2 separate regions of the Mus musculus genome follow, and region 2 is linked to region 1. The links are chromatin contacts, found by POLR2A ChIA-PET in ENCODE. All regions are on one chromosome and are shown on one strand. Each heading gives the region's core, a stretch centred on a gene start or an enhancer-like site at or near the end of the contact. The rest is flanking DNA. Distances are from core to core; before and after follow the strand shown.

Region 1 (4,532 bases), core at 415-2,914:
CTGATTATGCGGCTCTGTCCATGTGAGCTTCCTCGGGAATGGGGAAGAAAGAACTTGACAAGAAAGACAAGAAAGACAATGGAAGTCACTGCCCTTTGGCTCAGCCTTCCCTTTGTTCTTTAGGAGCCATCTTAGGCTTCAAATGGTTCCTTTCTAATCCTGGGGCCTAGACCTCTGGCCTTGCACAAAGGAGGCAAGTAGGTGCCCTGCAGATGAGCTATCTATTGCCCTAGACCTCTTTTTATTTCTTATTTGAGTCACTGTCATGTTATGTAGCCCAGGCAGGCCTTAAGCTTGCAATCCCCCTACATTGGTCTCCTGAGCAACTGGGATTTTCAGGTGCTCATCGCCAGGCCTAGATATTTTCAAATATTTCCATACTTCCAGGTCTCCTTGAGGCCCACTGATTGGCCAGGCATTCTGGTTAGCAATAGTACCTCAGCACTGACTAAATTTTTCCTTTTGTAAATAGCCCTGGCAGCCACCCATCCATTTGTTAATAACCTTCTATTATCCCACTGAATTCACACCCTGCTTAGATGCCTAGAAAAGCAGAGTCAGAAAACCTTCCAGATTATGCAAATCGAGCCCCATGGTTTTCCGGATCAGGAAAAGGATGTCATCTCACTGAGCCTTCAGGTACCCAGGATAAGGGAGCAATCTTAGGATTAGGGGGGTGCGGGGTGAAGCAAAATGGAGGTTTTCCTGCAGGTTGTAACAGAAATCCCTTGGGCTTTGGGAAAACAGAGGAACTGAAGACAATTCCCAGGATGTGGTAACCTGCTCAGAGAGCTGCAAGGCAGAATGGAAAGGAAGAAGCCACAGGGGTAGAAAACTCAACTTGACAGATTGCATAGGCCCCACCCCTGAGGGGCCCTGCAGGGTCCCAGTGCCACCCTCATTTGAAGCAGTCATGTGATCACTTTTCCTTTAAGGAAAGACGACCTGTGTCTTAGTTCCCGGGCATCAAGTGAGGAGGTCGCTGTTACCCAAAGGTGGAAGAATTCAACAGCAGCTCCTGCTAGGTTCTGGAAGGAGCAGCTGAGAAAACGCAGCTTTCTCCAAAGCTGGTACATCAGCCTTTGCCTCTAGGCAAAACTGTCTTTATTTAAGGTTACCCAGAGCAGAATTGATTCTTTTTCTGGTTGTATCAACCATGTGGGCAAAGACAAGACAGGGTTGCAAGAATGAAAAGAAGTGGGACACTTCTTGATCCGGGGCAAGAACTAAGAGACTTAAAAGAGTATACCAAGAAACCTCACGTGGACTTAAGGGTGGGAATTTTCTTTGCATTGTCAAGATCCACGTGAAGTGGCTACGAAGCTACGAAGTGCACAGAATTCCTGATGTCTGACCGTTTGGCTTCACTTATAGCCCAAAAATTCTGGAAAGCCCTCCCTAGGAGAGGAAAGAAGAGGGGACAGTCTTATATAGCAGAAGGGCAGAAGGCACAGTGTACCTGCTCCAGCAGGAGGACGCTCTTGGAGTGTTTGGCCAGGTGGTACGCGGTAAAGCAGCCCTGGATGCCTGCTCCAATCACAATAGCATCCCAGAAATCTGTCTGAGCAGCCATGATGCCACAAAGCCCACTGAAGAGAAGGCAAACAAAGGCACCTCCAGGCTACAGGGGGAGGAGGGAGGCAAAGTCCAGCTAAACTAGAGTTCCCACAATCCCTTGGGGCTCATGTCCTTGTCTTTCTTTCCCTCCCCAAAAAGCCTGGCACAGGGCTCAGCCTCCGCCTCCCCCTGCAGAGCAGAGCTGGGTGGACTGATTTGTGAGGTTTCGCCCAGCTCAGCTGCTAGCCTCACCCTTGCATCCCTCCAGTTTGCTATTCTTGGCTCAATTATTGTCATGCAAATGGCGCCTTCCCATGCCACCTTCCTGTCTCATTATGATCTTTGTCTCAGGACTTTGCCCGGAATTTCAATGCCTCCCAGACCAAGCTGGGCCCCGGGAATGCTGCCTCCCCCTGCTGGCTTCCCTCTCTGCAGCTTGATTTCCTCCAGAGAGCTACCCGGCCAGCCAAGAACTTGGCAGGATGCCCAGGGTATGGCCCTCCTCCCTGGTGGGTGGCGAGGTCAGGGGGTAGATGCAGGGGCCAACTGGGAGGGCAGTTTTGTGATTATGAAATCATTCTCAGTGTGTTTTACTTTCATGTTGAAAAAAGGACAATAAATGATCCTGAAGAGGAAAAAAAAAAATCCAGGAAAGGACAGTGCGAGGAAGAACCTTGTCCTCAGGCACACGGGGAACCAGGCACCAGCCAGCACACACAGGGGCCATGTGCAGAGAAGCCTTCTGTGCCAGGCAGCAGGCTCAATGGGGATTGTTACAGGCACTGGGGACAGAGCCAGGGTTGGCAGGTCCTGATTCTTATACACTTTGGGGGTCCATTTTAAGATAAAAGGGGAAAGGGGCCTGGAGGCTTAGCTCAGCGGTAGACTTTTGTGTTTGGCATGTTCGGGGTCCTGGGTTTAGCACCCAGCACTAAAAATAAAAGAGAAAAAAAAAAAAAAAAGAAAAAATTAGTCATGCAAAACTAGATGGCAGGACTTCGAAGAGACCGCTCAATTAGAGAGCCCCATGGTTGAAGTTTTATTAGCTTCCTGGTAAATCTGCCTCGGAATACATTATCTCATTAAATTCTCAGGATTTTTTTTTTTTTTTGTATGTGTGTGTGTGTATTTTTATCCTCATTTTTTTTGAGCAGATTAGAGATAGCCTCAAGTTCTCTGTCGGTTTTCCCATTACATGCTTGCCCAATAGAATACAGTGACTGCTACCCTCTTTCTGACCCAAGCCTTTGGACATCTTCTTGTGTTGAAGCACTCGTTCTTAGACCCTGAACCAACATGTTAGAAGTCCAGCCACTCTGTGAGAGAGAGAGATGAGAAAAGTCACACATAGGAAGAGAAGCCATTTTGGACCTTGTGTCCAGACAAACTAACCACCCATGACCTGACCCAGTCCATGGCACGTGACCCAACAGCCAAGCTGTGTCAGCATTCCCCAGTTTTATGAAGTAAAATAAAATGCTTGTTTTTAGACACTAACTTTTGAGGTTGGTTGTTTATAATCATAAACACACCACTAAACAGACAAAGATGGCAGGATCTGCCCAAGGACCCATTCTAGGTGTGCCAAGAGGCTAAGATGTGAACCCAGGTCTATCTGCTCCAAAACTTACTTCTTGTTAGTATTTTCTTTCGTTTTTTTTGGATACAGGGTCTCATGTATCGCTTAACTGGCCTCCAACCTGCTTTGCCTCCACAGGTGACCTTGAACTTCTGATTTTTCTGCCCCTACCTCCTGGGAAAATAGACCCGTACCATCATGTTGGTTTAATATGGTGCTGAGGACCAAACCCAGGGCTTTACCAATGAATGTTAGGCTGAAACTCTGTTACCTGAGTCACAAGCCCAGCCCGGGGACACTTCCCTCTCACTACAATGCTATAGTGACAATGAGAGAACTTATAGTCGTGATTCTGATTTTAACATTTTGCTGTGTATCTGGTGGCCATACAGTGGAAGAGAGAAAACAATGATGGGGGGGGGGGGCACAGTGGCTGACTGAATCCCCAGCAACACGTCCACAGACAATCCCCAGACTAGCCTTAGCAACTAGTTGTCTTCTGCCTGGTCTTTCCTTTCCTAGTAAAATAGGAACGCAAAGAAGGACTGCCATTTGACTGGATTTTTTTTCCTTCCTTCTGAGGGAGGAAAAAAAAAATAGAGTCTAAAGGTCACTGCATTCTGTCCCCTCCCTCCTCCCCAACCCCACAGAGGACAGGATAACATCTGCCTCATCGCTGGACAGATCCCTTACAGTAAAATAATAGCAGATATAACCAAGAAAAATATGGTACCCTGAGTGTGTAAGGGCTTGATAGAAATATATAAGATCGGCCCCTGGATTTCTTGTGATAAGATGTCAGCGGAGATGAACAGCTTGCACGCAAGGAAAAGCAGGCAATAAATCCTTGCATGGAAGTGTGCCCAGTCTCACCAGCAGGCGAAGAGAAGGGAATTAAATAACTCGAAGGTACTATTATGTGTCTATTAAATAAACAAAAATAAAAATGATACAACCTTATTATGTTGTCCGAGTTGCAATTCATACAGGGTCCCGTGGAGCGTTCTGGGGCCATGGACAGTAGGATAAAATAGTTCAAATATTCTGACCTAGAAATTCTACTTGGTGAACTATTCCCTCGGGGGAGGAGAAGGCTTTTATATGAAGACATGCATATCTGAGCTCTTATAATATTAAAAAATAATGGAAACGATCCAACATCGGGGAATAGCTAAGCAAATAGCTGACATGTTGATTCCAAATGGCAGGCATGAGTTCCCTGCTTTGTAGAAACGCAGATAGGAAATTGATACAGAGACACAGAACACAAATGACACACTGCTTACAACCGTGACTTCTGTGCATGCTGATCAAAGATCTAGGAAGAAATTGGTGGTGAGGTCATTGAGCTTACTTCTCATTAGTTCCCGTATTCTATGAAAACGGTGCCTCCATT
Region 2 (4,258 bases), core at 1,366-3,865, 89 kb after region 1:
TGTATCTTCCCAGGAGTCAGACAACAGAAAATTACGGCACTCGGAAGCTGTAAGACAAAAATCCCTGAAAGGAAGACTAGCATCCACTAGCATCTTCTGCTTCTACAGTCTTCAGCGGAAAGATGTGGACCAGAAATTCCTCCTAGCCTCTATCCCAAGTCAAGGCGTTCCAATTCGTTCATAGTGCAATGCCTAGATGGACCACAAGAGGTCGATTCCAGAAGCATTTCCATCCCAGCAGCTCTCTTTCTTGAAGTCCCCTTTCACACCCTGAGCTGGAGCTCTCCAAGGTGGCACCAAGTCCTGTCCCAACTAGGCTGACCTCCTCCTCAGGCTCCAAGAGAAAAGTGTGTGGAGTGATTTGTTCCTCTGTCAACAGAGCCAATCTCATTTTCCTCACTATCCCACTGCCCGCTCCTGTTTTCAGCTGCAATGGATGTGTTGACCAAAGCACAAAGCCTCACTCATGGGGCGTGTGCCAGTGGCTTACTTCTCTGTCCAGTAATACCTCCAGGCTGACATAGCAGCACAGCTGTGCTATGGTAGTAGGAAGGAAGCCAGTAAAAGAGGGCATATGAGGTTCCAGCTTCTGAGGTTATGTAGCAGGAAGGAGGCATAAAGCCTGGCTTCTTCCCTTCAAGGAGCCTAGCTCAGCTCTCTCCTCTGAGAGTCACACCGCAGTTCTTTCCTATAGCTGCTAGTCTATTGTTGGCCATAGCAACGGAAGAGCAGCCAGTTTGCATGCATTCTTCACTTCCCCATAACGTTATTCTTTCTAGGCACTAATACAGGGCCGAGAGAGAGAGAGAGAGAGAGAGAGAGAGAGAGAGAGAGAGAGGCAGAGAGACAAAGAGAGAGAGAGCACTAAAACTTCACAAAGCACTAAAACTTCACACAGATATTTATATCCCCTTTGACTTACAGTCCTGACTGTCCTAAAAGAAGGAGCAATAGTTTCTCAGAGACAGTAAACACGGTGTAGGGGACAAAGTCTGACCTGTGAATCAAGAAATGTTTCCTTTTTAGGTTTGCTATAAACTCAATATGCGTCTAAGCAAACCACTCTCCACTCTGTACCTGGAAATGAAGAATTTAAATCAAATAGTCTCTAAGTCCCTCCCAGGTTTACGGGTCTGAGAATAATGTGTGTAGTAACATAAAAATGAGTTTAGGAGATTCCAGGCGTAGTAGCACACGTCGATCCCAGAAATGGGACCGGAGGCAGAAGCAGTCGGATTTCTGTGAGTTCATGACCTATCTAGTCTACATAACAAGTTCTAGGGCTGCGGAGTAAGACTGTCTTAACAGAACGAACAAACGAAAGAAAGAAACGGCAGGACATAGCTGCATGTCACCAGTGTTAATTAATGCCTAGTGGGGTTCATTCATTCGCAATTAGGCAGAGTATCTGTCCATATTGGAAAGTGATAACAAGGGCATAACAGCGCACACCCAAAGAGAGGTATGTCTCTCTGCTCAGAATGCGAGGTGAGGGGCTCAAACTACAAACCCCAGTGTGCAATACGGCAGCTCTCAAAAGTATCCTTTCCCGGCAGGCTTTTCTTCGTGTACATCCTATGGTCCAGTGCAGCGCCTGAAGGCTGAACTACAACTCCCACAATCCATCAGATCCATCGCGAGTCTAACTACCAGAGTGCAAAGCGGTCCCGTTCACCCTTTGAACTCTGCGCGTTGCAAGATGGGGATTGAAGTCAGCTGTAGGCAGGTAGCTGGGCGTTGTCAGGATTACGGACTGTTTGGGCTTTTGACTTCCTCTTTCGGAGTAGTTCACAGGGACAGTGGTTAAGAGAGGGTAAGAACAGCTTGAAATATCTTGGGTTCCATCGGGACCCAAGGCAGCAATGCTCGTGCTAAAATTAGGTGCTGAGAGTGGAAATGAAGTGGAAAGAGCAGTCATCCGATCTGCCACCAAAAGCGTCTTTTTTTTTTTTTTTTTTTGTCGCAATGCTTTTTTTTTCCCTCTTTACCAATATGGCGGCCTAGTCCAGACACACCTGACACTGGAGACAAACAGTCCACTACACCATCCATATGGGTACTGCTGCAGCCGAAAGCTACCAGCTCCATACAGCATCCCACGCTCCTCCTTGGTCGTGACTGAGGACTCCAAGGGCATGGTAGCCCCAAATCTCATTACCAAAATGGCGAAAGGAGAAGCTTTTTTTTTTTTTTTTTTTTTTTGTGCAGGCCTCCAGGTACAACGCGCCTGCGCGTGAGGCGGCTGTGTGAGGGGACGGGAGGGTGGCGACCCAACACGCCTGCGCGGGACCAGAGCCCGTGGTCCGCACACAAACACCAATGGGTGATGCGTCTTCCAGTTCCTGCGGCTGCGCCGTGACCCCTACGCGCTTTCCCAGGCGCCTAAGCGAGGCCTCAGGTTCCGCCCTCCAATCGCAGTACGCCGGCGCACGGCGGAGAGGCGGGGCTTCTGGGCTCCGGGCGAATGCCAGCGCGGCTGCGCGCCGGGGGGTACCCCATCACCGCGGCTGCGCGGGAGCCAGGCCGCCGGCTGTCACTGCGGTTGCGCGCGGCGAGCGGCGATCCCGGGGCGCCTGCGCGGGTGGCTTTGCGGGCGCTCGCGGTAAGTTTGCGCCAAGTGCGCGGCAGCCGGGACGCAGACGGCAGCGGCGGCGAGAGGCGGAGCCCGGGGACCACCCCCCATCATCCTCCCCAGAGTCACCTCACGAACCACAACCTCACCTAACCTCTCACCCCCCCCTCCGGTCCCCCAAGCCCGGGATGGCAGCGCCCGCTAGCCTTCCCGGCCGGACCAGCGGTCGCCAGCGCCAGCTTTAGCCTGTGGGCCTAGGCCCCCGCCGAGGCCTGACCCCCGGAGCCGGGATCCACTGTGCAGCCAGCCGCTGGGCCGGGGCTGAGGGGTTGCTCCCCTCTCGCGGCCCGTGGGGAGGACGCTGCCGTCCCAGGGACTGGGGGCCGGGGGGTGGGGGGGAGCCAGGGCGAGGAAGTCGGAACCTGTGTTGGGAAGAGAGAAGGGGACCGGGGGTCAGAGGTGCCCCCTTCCCCTCCTCCCCCCTCCCCCCGGGGCTGGGGGGGCCGGAGCAGAGAGCGCCCAGCCCGAGAGGTGGATGAATGTGGGAGAAAATGGAGACCAAGACGATCGTGTACGACTTGGACACGTCGGGGGGGCTGATGGAGGTAAGAGTGGCCCTCATCCTTTTCCCCCCAGTGCCAGGAGGGTACCTCCGCCCCACAAAGCCGGCCCTAAGCTCGAAGCGCCAGAGGGCCGGGAAAAGGGGGGGTTGTTCTTCCTCACCCAGTCTCTTCCTCCCCTCTTTGCAATTTGGGGGACTGAGCTTAGCTTCCGAGGACGTCTGCAGCAGTTTCACCTACCAGCCGCCCTCGATTCGCTCCCTGAGGCTTCAGCCCACTCCATTTCATTGCACCGGCAGGCCTCCCCACCCCCTTCTTGTCGGCCCCTTTGTGCTTCCCCCTGCACGTCCGGGTACCAAGCTTCGGGCCTCTCCCGAGCCGGGCTTTGGAGTCCCCCACTGTCCATACAAGGAAGTGGCAAGAAGAGAACCGCGCACCCTCTCCCCATCCCCCTACCCTGGTCCTCCCCATTTGGAAGGAGCTTTTCTTGTTGTGCTGCAGGAACGCAGTTAGGGTGGGCTCCCCTTGATTCCGGGGACCGAGAGGTTCTGGAAGCAGCCTGGATGGGAGGAAGAAGGACAAAAGGGGGAAGAGGGGTGGGTGACGGAGAAGCGGCGCCGGTGGGACTACGGGCTACCCGGGAGCTCCGAATGTGCACACATGCCGTCTGTATGTGTGTGCAGCAAATCCAAGCTCTGCTGGCTCCCCCCAAGACGGACGAGGCAGAAAAGCGGAGTCGGAAGCCCGAGAAGGAGTCCCGGAGAAGCGGCAGGGCCACCAACCACGACAGCTGCGATAGCTGCAAGGAAGGTGGGGATCTCTTGTGCTGCGATCACTGCCCTGCCGCCTTCCACCTCCAGTGCTGGTAAGGGCTGGGGACCCCTTTGGAGCCCCTTGGCAGACCCTACTCAGCACATTCCTTCACCAGGCCTGTAGAAATAACGGGAGCTTGCAGCCGCTAGCCGACTCTCTAGTCGCTGGGGCGAGCGCCTCTGCGCCCTTGGTATTTGCCGGGATCCGGCCAATTTGCGGGAAGGAGCAGCGGCGTGTCTTGACCCCGGGATGGGGGTTGGGAGGAGTGAGGTGAGCCCCATCTGAGATTGGTTGTAGGTTGGGAGCCGGGACT

Evidence for each region. ChIA-PET counts read pairs that join two places held with the same protein, here RNA polymerase II (POLR2A).
Region 2: POLR2A ChIA-PET joins it to region 1 with 11 read pairs in embryonic stem cell. The contact joins the promoter of Phf12 here to the promoter of Pipox in region 1. POLR2A ChIA-PET finds 5 or more read pairs at or near these places in 3 of 5 experiments (Patski and embryonic stem cell).

Annotation. Positions count from the first base shown.
Region 1 is chr11:77,892,208-77,896,739 of GRCm38, forward strand. Pipox (pipecolic acid oxidase) reads right to left here and starts at 1,665. Exons shown (of 8, transcript NM_008952.2): 1 at 1,460-1,665; 2 at 1-53. The coding sequence starts at 1,573.
Region 2 is chr11:77,980,201-77,984,458 of GRCm38, forward strand. It overlaps Phf12 (PHD finger protein 12), which reads left to right and starts at 2,616. Exons shown (of 15, transcript NM_174852.3): 1 at 2,616-3,177; 2 at 3,816-3,997. The coding sequence starts at 3,112.